Regions from separate parts of the Mus musculus genome. Here regions 1 and 3 are each linked to region 2. A link is a loop called in an ENCODE intact Hi-C map of the cell type or tissue named here. Cell type or tissue: heart. All regions are shown on one strand. Each heading gives the region's core, and the rest is flanking DNA. Links, peaks and the distances in the headings are about the cores only.

Region 1 (5,332 bases), core at 239-5,238, 120 kb after region 2:
ACACCTTTTAACCATATCCAATAACTTATAAGCTAATATTCCATGATGAAGACACGCAGAGCATATTATATCTTTAAGACCAGTAAAAAACCAAATTAAGTGGCTACAGGAATCTTATAAATTTAGACCAATCAAAGAATTTTAATTTTTCTAGCTATATTTATAAGATAAAAAAGGACTTTGTCATTTGCTAAACACAATAATCACAATTGCAGAGAATTTTCTAGGAAAAAACAACTATCAGCTTATTTGCCTTAGAACTAAGAGGTTGCAGACTCCTTTTCTTTAAAAACAGTTTTTTTCAGCAGAGGCTCTCCTGCTGTGCTTGATTCTTGGCTAAAGGGTGGACCAGCAGATAAAGGCTTAGCCATTTTTATTTTCCAACATGAAACACAGAACATTCAGTCATTCAGACAATGAAACAAAACACACCTGAATTGACACGTGAACAGATTGGTGCACCAAACATTAGAGAACACAAATAGGGCAGAGAACTTCTGCTGTAGGGGCCAGAAAGAATAAAGCAGGGCGTCCGCCAATTCTCTCTGTCTCTGGAAGAGTTTCAAAATCCATTTTCTTCTATTTTATTTTATTTTATTTTATTTTATTTTATTTTATTTTATTATTCTAAACCCTATTCCTCTAGCCTAATGCAGTCCTTGACTGCGGACAACCACCTGATTCGAAGTTTCTAGTCCCACACATATTTTGCTGCCAAACCCTAAGTAGAATCAGCACCGGGTCAGCACTGTTCCAACTTAGCCCGTATCCTATCGCACCTCAAGCAACACTTTAAAATATGAAGTTTAAAACCAGCATAAATACCTGTTGCTCACTGTGCCCAGTACGATCTTTTTATTCTTTCTTTCTCATGGAGCTCCACACATAAGACAGTGATCCCCCAGTATTTCCTGTCATTTCCAGGTCCCTGGTTCAGGTGCCAATCTGTTGTAGGAGGCTGGCCCGCAGCCTACATGAACTGGGTATTCCTGGAAGGCAGGCTGGGGCTGAAAGAGAGACTAGGCAGCGAGGAAAGAATGATGATGCCAAGACAAATTTTTCTCTGATCAAGGCCCACGAGTTTACTAAGAGACTGTGCTTATAAGGGGGAAGGCCGATCACCCGCCACCCCCGCCAGTCCATTCTTGGTGCCTGGAGCCAGCCTGTAGGCGACATGCAGGATAGGATGTGTCTCCAAAATGTCTCAAGGGTGTCTCAGCAGGTAGCAGAGTCTCAGAGAAGAGCAGCGGTAGTTGACATAACAATATAGCCATCTAAGTCGGAAGGCTACACCCCAGGTAATCTCATATTCAGTGGAAGCAAAGTCTAAATCAGCCTGCTTCAAGACTGAGGGAGGCTTCACTCTCAGCATCCTGTGCTACCTGGACCTCACCTAGGGTCTGCCCATGTCCTTCCTGGGAGGCAGCTGTCCTCTGTCTAGGTAATTCACAATGGAATTTGACAGGGAGAGCTGGAAACGAGGTACTCAGGATTCTCTGACAGAGTAATGTGCTTAGTAGGTCTGAAAGACTGCACAAAAGAACTTGAGGTCTATAGGATAAGGGATGGAGCCAGGCTATGAAAGAACCTAGTGGGGAAACCCCCACTCAGCTCCCGATTCGGCGTGCACCCAAGAATCACGAATAGAACACAACACCTTGATGTAACAACACAAGGTATTTTAATTGCGGAGCTCCGGGTCGAAACGTATCTCACACAGGAGACAGTGGATTCAACCACGAGGCTTGGAAGCTAGGGGTTTTTATAGAAAAGGAGTGGGGCTGGGGGAGGAATTGGCGCGGTTTCACATGATTGGTCCATTTAAACATTAGCAGCCTGTAACATTTAACTTAGGTCAGAGGGGTGGGAGATAGGGAGGCGATGGGCCTGCCCGGGCATGTCCTGGTCTGTTCTGCTATGTTCTCAGCCCCAGGTTTTCAAAGCTCACAAACAACTCTTTGGGCTATTTGACATACATTACATGAATCACAGTTTTATTTCCTTTCAGCTACACCCTAAGCGCATGGTTCCTGAAATTGCTTTTCTGAGTTTTCTGCCATTCTGATCACGGTAAGAGCCTTAGGAGACTGGGCAGACTCTGAAGCCTTGGGCTGAGTTACTGCACCATCTAGTGAGCAGCAATGGAATTGCACCTCATTCTGTGTGCTCTCCAGTTAGCAACTCTGGAACATTTTGCCAGCAGGAAAAAAATTCCAGGAAGAGCGCATCAGAGGACAAACACTTCGCAATAGGGCCTGTGTCCTTTTTCCATAACCTTGGAAATCCTGAGCTTCCTGTGAGTCTCATAAGGCCATCCAAACAGCTGGTGATGGCCTGGGAACCCAGATTGTCCTGTCCAGCTATGTATTCCTGGATGAGTCTCTGTGGAAGATGCCCAGGGTAACTATCATAACTGTGGCTCTCATGACAGTGCACTAGATAGCAACACATGCCATGACAGCCTTGTACCATGTCAGCTGTAACAGGAATCCAAAACTAACCAATGAAAAACCATTTCCCAGTGTCACTTGTAGTCTAACCATCACAGAGATTTGCAGCCAAGGCTTCCTGGTGCTCTGTGGACTCCATGGCTTCCTCAGCTAGGGCTTATCCAAAACCCACAGAGTCTATAATAGGGCTATGGGGATGTTGAGAGGCCCAAGGGTCATGTCTGAGTCTGACATTCATAGGCTGAGTTTACCCAGCACAGGATGGATAACTCTCCATGAAAAGACAGGTGAGAGGTTCTAATGTTGTTGGTCCACCCCATATGTGCACTGCACTAAGTGCCCAAATGCCATTCTGAAGGCACAATGCACTGGTAGAGAGAGTAGGCACAACCCACTCCTCACAACGAACATATGAAGTAGAGTAAGACACACCCAGCATTGGGAAGCAAGACAGTCACTTACTGTGAACATTGACTGTAACCTCCTTCAGCCTAGACAGGCTGGTTCAGACTGTCCGGCACTGAGGCGGAGCCACCTGCCGTGCTGCTTCTCATCCCTCTCCTTTGATGTGATACTGCCTGCCGCCTGCCTGAAGGATGGGATCCCCTCTTTATAAGCGCAGATTTTATCATCAATCATTGAGCCTTGATCAGAATCCATCTCTCTCTCTCTCTCTTCTGCCTAGTTTCCCTTTCTTTCAGCTCCAAGATGCCTCCCAGGCTCGAACCCAGACCTGAGAGCCGCAGGCCGGCCCCAACAATTTGGCAAAACAATGCGGGGCGTGGGAATGGCAGAGGACATTTGGAAGAAACACTGCTGGTTTGGAGCTCCATGGAAAAAGAAAATAATTAAAGAAAATTCGTACCGGAACATGAGAAGCAACAGGCAAAAAGGTTGCTAGGTATGGTACGGGCTAAGCTGGAACAGCGCTAAACCCGCGCGCTGGATTCACTTAGGTTCAGCAGTGAGATACGGGATCTAGGAATGTAACAGGCAGTTAGCCGCAGCTTCCAGAAGCTGCTTTTTAGATGAGAGAGGTAAAAGGGTTTGGATTTAACAATCAGGCAGATTGGCCGCAGTATAAGAACTGCATCAGGTGGGAGGAAAATGTCCCAGAAGCAGAGAGAAATTTTAGGGGACGCCATGCTTTATTCTCTCTGGGTCCTACAGCAGCCTTCTTTGTGTTTTTGTCTAAGGTCTTGTCTAATGTCTGGTGCACCGGTCTGTCCATGTGTTCAATTCATGTGTGTTCATGTCTAGTCATCTGAATGACTGAATTTTCTGTGTTTTCATTTTGGAAAATAAAAGATGGCTAATACTTTCTCTGCTGGTATAGCAAAGCCTAGAGGGGCCACACACTTTAGCCAGGATCAGGCACAGCAGGAGGGCCCCTGCTGGAAAAACTGTTTTTTTAAAAAAGGGGAGTCTGCAGCCTCATAGTTTGGGGGCGAAATAGCTGATAGATTTTTTTTTTGTAAGAAAATTCTCTGCAATCGTGATTATTGAGTTTAGTTAATGACAAAGTGCTTTTTATTTTATAATTATAGTTAGAAAAATTAATATTCTCTGATTGAATCTAAGTGTAGCTGCTTCATTTGGTTTTTACTGGAAATGTGCTCTGCCTGTCTTCACAATCATTTCATAAGTTATTGGTTAGGATTAAATAATTATTACATTGGTAACAGAAGGTTAGCCTTAAATTGGCAATTCGGGAGTCTTTTCTAACACGTGGCATAAGAGGGCCAAAAAACTGGGCCTCCTAAGATACTTCTAGATGAGATAATATTTAAGGTGATTCTTATCCTAGAAAGTAAATTTAAAGATAAGATTTAAAGCTTTCACTGTCATGCATTCATAGGTATAAGTTGGCAGCCAAACTTCGTAATATGATAGTAATGCTTCTAATATTGATTCTAAAGATGATAAATTGTTTTGAAATTGGGTTTTGCTTTCCCAAGGTAGTAGTTATAATCTAATATTGCAAAGAGACTTAAAAGTTCTAAAATCTGACCTCATGGCAGGAGGAACTGAGCTCGGGAGCAGCCTCTGCAAGGTTTGTGTGACTTTCTTTTGTCTTGCAAATAGTGCCTAAAGAAGCTCTATTTGCCTCTCCTTGCCTCTCCTTGCCTCCAGGGGAATTTCCTTTTAGCTAAAAGGGCACCTTTGCAGACCTAGCCAAATGCTGTTTTAATAAAGTTCAAATTCAAAGTTTATAAAGGGTCAATCAGACTGTAGAATTTATAAAGGCATTACAATTTGGCTTGCCTAGTTTTTATATAGTTATTATAGATATAAAAGTTTGGTTTTTTTCTTTGCATCTTAATAATTGTGAAGGGTTTGCATCTAGTGAGTTTGTAATCACTGGAAAATTTTGCCTCTAGGTATGGCTAAATATAGGTCTACATTATGTAAGAAATTTTTATCATTTCTGCTTCTATACAAGAAGCTAAGAGTTTGAATCTTTCAGTGTATATTGTTTTCTAAGTGGAAAGTATTTTATTAGCTAATGCCTCTCAAGGGAAGTTTTACTTTAATTCTTTGCTCTCACACAAGAAGCTTTTAGGTTCTGGGGAGTGGCTGTTGCTCCAGAAAACATTCAAAGGCAATATCTTTTTATTACTTAGGATTTTAGTTTACTACAGAAGGCTTTGCAGGAAATTAAGAAAGCTTTTATAATTGTTATCAATTATAATCAATGGTAATTAAATATTAGCTGCCCATTTTAGTTCATGGTTATTAAATATGCCCACAACAATTCTTTAGCAGGCTGCATTGTGACTAAGGGTGTGAAACCTTAGCTGTCATTAAGCTGATCCTAGGCAGAGCCGCTTTATCCTTACTGTAAACATTATTCTGGTTCCTGTTAATCCTTTTGAAGTCAT
Region 2 (5,332 bases), core at 115-5,114:
AAAACATCATGATTATGTATATGTGCCAGTTTGTGTGCATTTCTGTTTGTGGGTATGTGCGTGTGATGGTTTGTATATGCTCAGCCCAGGGAGTGGCCCTATTAGAGAGTGTGTCCCTGTTGGAGTAGGTGTGTCACTCTGGGTGTGAGCTTTAAGACCCTCATGCTAACTGCCTGGAAGCCAGTATTCTGCTAGCAGCCTTCAGATGAAAATGTAGAACTCTCAGCTCTCCCTGCACTATGCCTACCTGGATGCTGCCATGTTCCTGCCTTGATGATAATGGACTGAACCTCTGAACTTGTAAGCCAACTCCAACTAAAAGTTGTTTTTATAAGAGTTGACTTGGTCATGGTGTCTGTTCACAGCAATAAAACCCTAACTATAACCGTGCGTATAAATGTGGATACCCACTGAGGCCAGAGCATTGATCCCTGGGCAGAAGTTACAGAGGGTTCTGGGCCACCAGCTGTAGGTGCTAAGACTGAAACCCAGGTCAGGCCACCACAATAGAAATGTTTTAGTTTTTGATACGCTTTTATGGTTCTGGGTATTGACCTCGGAGCCTCAACCATAATAGAAAATATTTCAATATAAAAACTTTGCCTAAAGCTGTCTGTAGGGATACCAGGGAGGGATTCAAGAGCATCCTCACTGACTAGTAAGTTTTGATGTCAGCCTGGGCTACATCATGAACCCTCTTGTCTTTGCTCCTCAAAAAAAAAAAAAAAAAAAAAAGAAAGAAAAAGGAAGAAGAAGTGAGTGATGCCCCCATCGAGTGCAGAGCAGAGGTGGCTTCAACACATTCCAAGTGGAGAGAAAAATTGGGGAATGCAGTGTAATGATAGGCATTTAATATGTATTTTCTGACCTCACAAGCCTGTATTCTTCAGTATCATTACTAACGCTCCAGTGGCCAGGCATGGCAGTGCACACTTGTAATCCCAGATACTCATGAGACTGGGTGTGGAGGATCTTGAGTTAAAGAGTAACCTGAGAAACATTAGAAGACCTACCTCAAACAGGAAAGGGGAGCGAGAGCTCAGGTCCTATGCTTGCACAGCCAGTTGTGCTGTCTCGGCTTTCCGTTTTCTTCCCCAACTTCTTTTCTTTCCTCTTCCTTCTGCATTTCCTTGTCTTCCTGCCTCTGGGATATGGCTCAGTGGTAGAGCCCCTGCCTAGAATCCCCCAGTGAGGGGCTGGGGGCGTGGCTCAGTGGTAGAGCCCCTGCCTAGAATCCCCCAGTGAGGGGCTGGGGGTGTGGCTCAGTGGTAGAGCCCCTGCCTAGAATCCCCCAAGGAGGGGCTGGGGGCGTGGCTCAGTGGTAGAGCCCCTGCCTAGAATCCCCCAGTGAGGGGCTGGGGGTGTGGCTCAGTGGTAGAGCCCCTGCCTAGAATCCCCCAGTGAGGGGCTGGGCGTGTGGCTCAGTGGTAGTGCATCTGGTTTCACATGGGCACTGCCAGGCTTTTGCAAAAGTAGGAGGACATTTCCACATTAGATCCAACACCACATAAACCAGGTAATTTGGTCCGTGCCTGTAATTATAAAGCCACAGGAGGTTCACACGTTCAAGGTCATCTTTGGCTGTGTAGAGGGAGTTTGAGGCTAGTCTGGGTTACAAGAGACCCTGTCTCCAACAAAAACACACAATGAATTTCTTGTGCAGCAGACCACAGCTCTCTTGGGAGTCGGCACAGGAAGGAGGAGTGTAGGGTATCAGGCACCTTTCCCAACATCTGGGAGACTTACTTAATAGTAGGCTTTCCTTCTTCTTTATTGAGAGAAGGAACTTGCTCCTTGCCCAACCTGTGTACCACACAGGTACTTCCTAGGGCTGTTTTTACCCTTACCTTCAAGATGCAGGCATCTCTGTTTAAAAGCTTTCCTACCCTCCCCTGCTTTAAGGATGAACGACCTGGTGGGGTTGAAGTTTTTGTGGGTTAAAAATTTGGCCCATTGAGAGATGGCTGAGCAGGTATGAGCACTTTTTGCCTTTGCAGAGAACGCAGGTTTGATTCCCAGTACCCACACGGCAGTCTACAATCATCTGTAATCCTAGTTAATGCAGGGGAGCCTCTCCTCCTCAACTCCTGGGCACCAGGCATGCACCAGTGTGGCACACCTACACACCTACAGGCAAAACACTCACACACATCAATGCTTTAAAAACAAAGACAACCTAAAATATTCCAGCTTCCTAACTTACAGCCCACCTGCTTCCTTCTGTTCGAATCCCCATTCCTCTTGTCCCACCGTGGGGGGAATCTTTGGGTACCCCACCAATTGTGCCCCTGCTCTCTTCATACCCAGAGACAGGGAGCTTTCGGGTTTCATCTGACCCCCCTTGCTTACTACTTCAGGGAAGCAGCTTGTACAGGCTCTGGAAGGAGGCTAGCAGCTGCTAACTCCATGTTGGGTCTTGGGTCTTAGGGTCTTGGGTCCGATCCAAAGTGGGGGCACACACATCCTCTGGGTTCTTTTTTTTTTTTTTTCAAGACAGGGTTTCTCTGTGTAGCTCTGACCGTCCTGGAACTCACTCTGTAGACCACGCTGGCCTCGAACTCAGAAATCCGCCTGTCTCTGCCTCCCAAGTGCTGAGATTAAGGGCGTGCGCCACCACTGCGCCAGCACATCATCTCAGGTTTGAGCTGAAGACAGTGAATAACATCCCGTATCATTTACTGAGCATCTATTCTGTGCTCCAACCACCTGTTAAAGGAACAAGGGCTGTGAACAAGAGAGGTTTCTATCTTCACAGATCTTAGTGGTTGAGAAAAGATACAACTAAAAAACAAAACAAAACCAGGGACTACTAATAAAAGAAATGTTATATTTCACACAATTACCCTGGCTGCCTGGAAGCTTCAGAATTCTGGGATCATTATTACCTTTGACCTCTGGGATTTTAGAGTGTGTGTGTGTGAGGGGAGTCACGATGCACAGGGTTACCGCAGTTCTCTCCTTTGTCCACCAGAGGGTGCCATGTCCCCATTTTTACCAGCGTACGTAAAAGCAACCGCTGAACCCATAAGGTTTCCTCCCCTCCCACCCCCAGCGCTCCTTCCTGTCCTGCCTTCTGCCTCCCTACCACTCTCCCGCAGAGCAGATCACTTCTGTTAACAGCAGAGGCAATCGCAATCATTTACCAGCGGTATAGACTTTCCTGGGTTTTAATTGTTAGGATGGAAAGCACTGGAGTGTATGTGGGAGGGGCCCTTGCATTTCATTCCCAGGGCACTTAGGGACGACTCACAGAGGACTTGGGGGATGAGAGTTATGAGAGCGATTTTGCATCTTTGAAAAATCAGTCTGGCTCTTGTTGGGAAACAAAGGAAAGTATGTGAAGCTACTGATGTTTTTGGAGGAAACATAACCATGGAAACTTTTGAAAGCCAGCTCGCTTTCATAAGGGAAGCCAAAATTAATGTGGCCATCCCGTGAGAAGATGCAGAAAGTGACTAGGTTTGTGATGCTCCTGCTGGACCACTGGCGCTAGCTCACCTCAGTGTCCCTCTCTTACCAAAGCTTTTCAGCTCCTCCTTGCTCTGTAGCTGATGGTCCTGCCTTTGCAGAGCTCTGCTTGTCTCCGTGGGGGCTTAGCCGTCAGGATGCTGTCCTCCGCTAAGGGTCCTGGAAACATACAAGCAGGGGCAGGTATTTAATGCACAACACGTAACTGTGATATGAAAACCAGATTATCAGTGTAAGATTTCTGAAGCGGCTTAAAAGGAAGAGGCATCTGACCCTGAAGAGTCGGGTCGGGACCCCCCTTTCAGTCATGGCGACGGGACATTGTCCCATACACGTGGGTGGATGAGAGAACACCTGCAGGAAAAAGATGTGACCCTGTCTATGACCCTGTATAGGAGAGGAAATATCTCTCCCTCTCCCCCTCTCCCCCTTTCCCCCTCTCCCCCTCTCCCCCTCTCCCTCTGCGTGTACTCCAGTAGTCACTCCCTTTCAGATTTACTTTGCCTGCCCGCAAAGGGAGCTGGGAAGTGTAGTCTTTTTTGTTTGTTTGTTTGTTTTAAGGAAACTATCAATCAGGGGATTTGCCTCAGCTTTGAACTCAAAACTTAAAGGGCCAGGAGGCAATAGGGGGCGGGACTTGTAAGCGTAGTACTGGGAGGAAAAGAGGGAGGGTGGGCTGTGATCCAGATGTAACTTGAATAAAAAAGTAAATTATTAAAAAAAAAAAAAAAGACTTCAAGGGCTGTGGATATAAACTAAGAAAAACCTATTTGCTCAATCCTACCTGACTTCGGGCTAAGATTGAGATCAGCCTGACCCTCTGGTATGCTGGTACTTTATGGGTACCATAACTCTCTGGCGATCACTCTGCTTCTGCCACCCTTTCTGATCAGTGATGCCGCGTGGTTCCACAGCTGTGCCCTGTTCTCATTAAAAGTTCATACCTGTCATGCTTACTAACAGCCATCACAGCTACATCAAAACGGGAGCACCAGACTTGTGGTTGTCCCTTTATAAGCCTCTTGCTCACTCAGTTAGGGGCCACCTCTTTAAATAAGTAGTCACAGGAGTGTCCCCCAGCAGGGTCTGTGGCTCAATAAAAAATTTCAAATTCCTAAAAAGTTTGTCCTGGTCTTCTCTTGAGTGAGAACAGCCTGATTACAACAGATGGCATAACTTAAAAAAAAAAAAAAAACCAAGATTTTTATGTCAGGTGTGTTGATGCCTTTCATCTCAGCACGAGGGCGGAAATGGAGGTGGGTCAACAATCAGGAGTTCAGAGCCAGCCTCTGCTAGCTAGTGTGTCTGAGACTAGCCTGGGCTACATTAGAGTTTGTTTCAAGAACAAACCAAATAAAATGTTAAACACTCACAAAACAAACAAACAAACAATTATTACACGCCATTTAAATTATATCAAAATGCATCGTAAAAAAAATTCTTAGCTCCTTAATGAGCCAGCTAGCAGGGAGGAAGAGAGCTTCCAGCTTAGTTCTGACTTGAGGTCACTGTGTCCTGGACATGTGGTATTCTCAGCAGTAGGGTCTAACCTGGTGTATTAGTCAGGGTTCTCTAGAGTCACAGAACTTATGAATAGTCTCTAAATAGTAAAGGAATTTATTGATGACTTACAGTCGGCAGCCCAATTCCCAACAATTGTTCAGTCGCAGCTGTGAATGGAAGTCCAAGGATCTAGCAGTTACTCAGTCTCACGCAGCAAGCAGGCGAAGGAGCAAGAGCTCGAGCTAGACTCCCTTCTTCCAATGTCCTTATATTGTCTCCAGCAGAAGGTGTAGCCCAGATTAAAGGTGTGTTCCACCACACCTTTAATCCCAGATGAAAGGCATAGCCCAGATTAAAGGTG
Region 3 (5,332 bases), core at 239-5,238, 160 kb after region 2:
CAGCAGGTCATCTGAGCCATTGGAGCAAACAGAACAAAGCCACATGTGATGTCAGCAGAGGTTAAGGGGAAATCCTGGTCTATAGAAGGATGTAGTATCTGTGCTATAACATCAGGTAAACAAGTCCCAGTCAGAGCTAGGATGAAACTTTGTAAAAGAATACTCATGTGGCAGGCATGATCCCTGTTCCCTCACCAGCATATACAGAGAAGAACCACACTAAATACCCATGTGTTCATTAAGTCTGACTCCAAGATGTCCCCAACACTCCATCACTCTGAGCCTCTCTAAGCATGAAAATTCCCTCTAACCCATTCTAGCTCAATACTGGGCCTGGCTGCATATGCTTGGCCTAGGCCAAGATGTACTGGTCTTCATAGTGTACAGAGGGTCTGTGTCATGAACCCAGGAGTAACCAAGTGATAGAGGACAAGGAAGACCTGTGGCAGATGTAGGCTCTAATGGGAGCCTGAAGCAACATCCTGTTCATTCTATTCCAGGAGCAGTGACTGTTGGATGCAGAGGTCACATGATTTCCTGTCTAGTATATGGGCTCAGTTATCCTAGAATGCTTCAGGAATTGTTCAGAGACATATGGTTTAGTTCTACAGTCAGATCTAACTCTGACTGTCCATTTGTTTTCAATTCATGGTCAAGATGTCCCCTTAAGCAGCTGATGACCAAGATTAACATCGGATCCTCCCTGATTCACAGACACCCGAGAAGGCCTCCAGTACGGGGACACTGGATACTTGGCTGGAGACAGAGCACTTGTGCTTCACATCTGTCAGCTGTGGACTGTGTGAGGCTCAGGTGGACACTGTGTTCCCTGTGCCTCAGTTTCCCAGCGACATCACACTTGGGGAATGTTTCAGTGTCTACAAGATAGCCTTTAATATGAGCAAGGGCCTGACACAGAGGAGGGACAGCTGTCCACATCAGCAGTGTCTGTTACCATTGCCTGAAGGAGAGGATTTTTTTAGACTTCCTCCCTCAGGACATGAATCATCAAGTCACCTATGTCCTCTGTCCATCTCATGGGGACACTGACATTCGTGTAAGTCTCATAAGCATTCAGAACAGTTGGCTGATGGCCTAAGCATCTGTACAGATGTGCTCTCCATGCTGAGACCCAGAAGGAGATGCCCAGTGACCTATCCTACCAGTGGCTCTCATATCAGCGCCCTGTCTGGTTCCCTGAGCTAGGATGTTCAGACAGATAATGAATCATTCTGCTCTGTTGGTTCTGACAGCTCAGATCCCAAGACTGCAGGAACTACCCCAGGGCACCTAGAGTCAGTTCTCTAGGACACTGATACAGAGCCAGGACTTCCTGGTTGTCCCCCTTGGAGTAAAATTCCACTGTTTCAGCAGCCAGATTCTCAGGCCCAGGGACCTTTCTCAGGATGTGCTTATGATGAGGGCCAGGCAATCTGGGCTCATCCTGATTCTATGGCAGAGCTACACACAGACACACATATGTACACACTCACAGCATGTATGCACACAAAGACACACACTGCTCTCTCACCCTCTCTCTCTCTCTCTCTTTCTCTGTCCCTCTATCCCTCTATCCCTCTCTCTCTGCCTCTCCTTCTCTGTCTCTCTGTCTCTCTGTCTCTCTGCCTCTCTGTCTCTCTCTGTCTCTCTCTCTGTCTCTGTCTCTCTCTCTCTCTCTGTCTCTCTCTCTCTCTCTCTGTCTCTCTCTCTCTCTCTCTCTCACACACACACACACACACACACACACACACACACACACACACACACACATCCTGCCCTGAATAGGATGAAACATTCTGATATTTCAGATGGTCTACACTGACTATGTCCTCTGATAATTCTAAAACTCCAAAGGGGCACAAATTTCTCATAGGATGTAGCTGCTTGTATTCTAATTCTAACTGGGTCCCCCATAACTGTTTGCACAAGAGGGTTTGCAAAGTGCTTCTAGGAACCTGCACTCAGTTACTTCTAATTGGTATATTAAGATGCTGTTGAGATGACAAAGCTTTTAAGTTCTCCATTTTAGAGAACCTGAACTATGTTTGAACTCAGGTAAACTAACAGGCTGGTATATAGCATTGATCTCCAAGTTGCCCCACCCAAACAAAACCTGAGCATAGCTCCAGTCTCTAGCCTAATCTCCAACAACACCAGTGTCTTCAGGTTATTCTCTCAACAAATATGCATCCCAAGTTACAAGCCCACCCCTTGCCTAGCAACCCCTCAATGCAGAGGGGAACAGAAGTTAATTTTCTGATGTGACTCCCAGCACCAGCCAATTATGTTAAAGGCCACAATATCTTTCCAATTGGATGTTTGCACATGTATTTCCTGCTTGCTGCTTACTATAAAGCCTTTCCTTGATAGATATTCAGGGCTCCCCCACCACCAAAACATCCTGCATAACAGTGGTATGTTGGGAGGGCCTGAGACAGCTCAAATAGAAGAAAAGCCCTGCTGTATGTTGCATCAGATTGTCTCCTGTGTGTGTTTGGGATAACATTTCCCTGGCACAACATTTTGGTATGTTGCCTGGGAAGTTCCCCATGACACACAGGACTACTGATGTAGACGGTCCTAAAGCTGACAAAACTAGTCTAGGTATTTGTTTTTTTATGTTTGTAAAACTGTGTTAAACTCCCTGCTTTTTCCATGTCTGAGCACTGAATCTGTCTGAGCTTTTTCTGTAAGCTCTGCAGAGTGGAATGGAGCAAACCTGTGTGGAGATAAATGTGGAACTCTTCCAGCCCTGCTGAGATGTTTTGTTTGTGTGGAACCTGGTAGCTTGTGTTACCACTGTGATTATTCTAGGTTTGAGCTGTGCCAAGGAATGTATATGAGTGTCAGAAATTTTCTATGTGGTCTGAAGGGGTGAGTACTTGTGCAGTGGTGCAAAAACTTGTGATGTATGTGGCAGCTCATTTGTCTGAATATCAACAACTTTCTGTGAGATCCATAGAGCATAACAAAAGCTTGTGTAGAGATAAATGACTTATGTTGCCACGGTAATTTTTTCAGGTCTGAGTAAACATTTGTGCAGTACTGAGTGTTGATGTGTTTGTGAACACCACCTTGTGGTTATGTCTTGTTACTGCAGGCTGATTCTGTTCTTAGATTCTGAGTGACTCCACATTCATCTTCTGTGAGCACCACCTGGGTACAAGACCTTGAATCTGTTTCTGTGGCCGGTTGCGGGAAGGATAGACATATCGGGGAGCCATGGCTACCACTGGGACAGGAGATTCTGAGCCTCCTCTGGGTGGGTGAGGGTTCAGGGAGCAGAGGCTTCCACACTTCTGGAAACAAGGCCTTGATTTTGTATCCATGGCTGGTTGCGGTTAGGGATAGATGTGTCTAGGACCTGTTGCAGCAAAATGTTGGGTCCTTTTTGTGTAGCCAGTCTGTTAATCTATGTCTTTTTATTGAGGAGTTGAGTCTATTGATATTAAGAGATATTAAGGAAAAGTAATTGTTGCTTCCTATTATTTTTGTTGTTAAAGTCGGCATTCTGTTCTTGTGGCTGTCTTCTTTTAGCTTTATTGAAGGATTACTTTCTTGCTTTTTCTAGGACGTGGTTTCTGTCCTTGTATTGGATTTTTTTCTGTCATTATCCTTTGAAGGGCTGGATTCGTGGAAAGATAATGTGTGAATTTGGTTTTATCATGGAATACTTTGGTTTCTCCATCTTTGGTAATTGAAAGTTTGGCTGGGTATAGTAGCCTGGGCTGACATTTGTGTTCTCTTAGTGACTGTATAACATCTGTCCAGGCTCTTCTGGCTTTCATAGTCTCTGGTGAAAAATCTGGTGTAATTCTGATAGGCCTGCCTTTATATGTTACTTGACCTTTTTCCCTTACTGCTTTTAGTATTCTATCTTTATTTAGGGCAGTTGTTGTTCTGATTATTATGGGTTGGCAGGAATTTTTTTTTCTGGTCCTGTCTATTTGGAGTTCTGTAGGCTTCTTGTATGTTCATGGGTATCTCTTTCTTTAGGTTTGGGAAGTTTTCTTCTTAAATTTGGTTGAAGATATTTGCTGGCCCTTTAAGTTGAAAATCTTCATTCTCATCTGTTCCAATTATCCGTAAGTTTGGTCTTCTCATTGTGTCCTAGATTTCCTGGATGTTTTGAGTTAGAATCTTTTTGCATTTTGTATTTTCTTTGTTTGTTGTGCCAATGTTCTCTATGGTATCTTCTGCACCTGAGATTCTCTCTTCCATCTCTTATATTCTGTTGCTGATGCTTGAATCTATGTTTCCAAATTTCTTTCCTAGGGTTTCCATCTCCAGCGTTGCCTCACTTTGGGATTTCTTTATTTTGTCTACTTCCCTTTTTAGGTCTAGTATGGTTTTGTTCATTTCTATCACCTGTTTGGATGTGTTTTCCTGTTTTTCTTTAAGGACTTGCAACTCTTTAGCAGTGTTCTCCTGTATTTCTTTAAGTGATTTATTAAAGTCCTTTTTGATGTCTTCTAGCATCATCATGAGATATGCCTTTAAATCTGGGTCTAGGTTTTCGCATGTGTTGGGGTGCCCAGGACTGGCTGAGGTGGGAGTGCTGGGTTCTGATGATGGTGAGTGGTCTTGGTTTCTGTTAGAAAGATTCTTATGTCTGCCTTTTGCCATCTGGTAATCTCTGGAGTCAGTTATTATAGTTGTTTCTGGTTAGAGCTTGTTCCTCTCGTGAGTCTGTTATTCTCTACCAGCAGACCTGGGAGACTAGCTCTTTCCTGAGTTTCAGTGGTCATAGCACTCACTGCAGGCAAGCTCTCCTCTTTCAGGGAAGGTGCACAGATATCTGGCATTTGGACTTGCCTCCTGACAGAAGATGAACGCCTGAAACAGGACCTGTCCCAGAAGCTGTTAGCTTCTGTAGTCCACACTCTCACCTGTGCAGACTAGTCTCAGCAGGATCCAGGGATCAAGATGGCTCCCTCAGGTACTCCGGAAAAGCCCTCCCGGGCAGGGCAGACACTTCTCCTCTGGCAGGGAAGGTGCCCGGATGTCTGGAGCCTGAAAAGGGGTCTGCCTCAGAAGCTCTGTGGCTCCTGCCTGTCCCAGAAGCTGTTGGCTTTTGTAGTCCACACTCTCACTTGAGCAGACTAGTCTTGGTGGAATCCGGGAACCAAGATGTCTCCTGCAGATGCTTTGGCCTTCTATTATTTTCAATGTGCCTCTGTTTAGTTTGTGTTTCCAGGATCTGTCCATTGATGAGAGTGGGGTGTTGAAGTCTCCTACTATTATTGTGTGAGGTGCAATGTGTGCTTTGAGCTTTACTAAAGTTTCTTTAATGAATGTGGCTGCCCTTGTATTTGGAGCATAGATATTCAGA

The links. Peaks named below come from ENCODE experiments on the same cell type or tissue, not always from the same donor. Only the 100,000 strongest peaks of a DNase experiment are listed, where the experiment ranks them.
Region 1: a loop joins it to region 2, with 6 times the contacts of the local background. A loop is called at or near these places in 31 of 42 quality-filtered maps.
Region 3: a loop joins it to region 2, with 11 times the contacts of the local background. A loop is called at or near these places in 4 of 42 quality-filtered maps.

The regions. Positions count from the first base shown.
Region 1 is chr7:18,746,814-18,752,145 of GRCm38, reverse strand. No RefSeq gene overlaps it. Among named protein-coding and RNA genes, the nearest start is that of Gm24464, 4.3 kb to the right of the region's middle. In heart, for the core only: a CTCF peak has its summit at 2,140; no DNase peak of the experiment used is centred there; H3K27me3 peaks cover 1,018 bases.
Region 2 is chr7:18,871,196-18,876,527 of GRCm38, reverse strand. No RefSeq gene overlaps it. Among named protein-coding and RNA genes, the nearest start is that of Pglyrp1, 11 kb to the left of the region's middle. In heart, for the core only: no CTCF peak of the experiment used is centred there; a DNase peak (open chromatin) is centred at 3,047; H3K4me3 peaks cover 1,067 bases.
Region 3 is chr7:18,708,269-18,713,600 of GRCm38, reverse strand. No RefSeq gene overlaps it. Among named protein-coding and RNA genes, the nearest start is that of Psg22, 7.1 kb to the left of the region's middle. In heart, for the core only: a CTCF peak has its summit at 3,079 (motif pointing left); no DNase peak of the experiment used is centred there.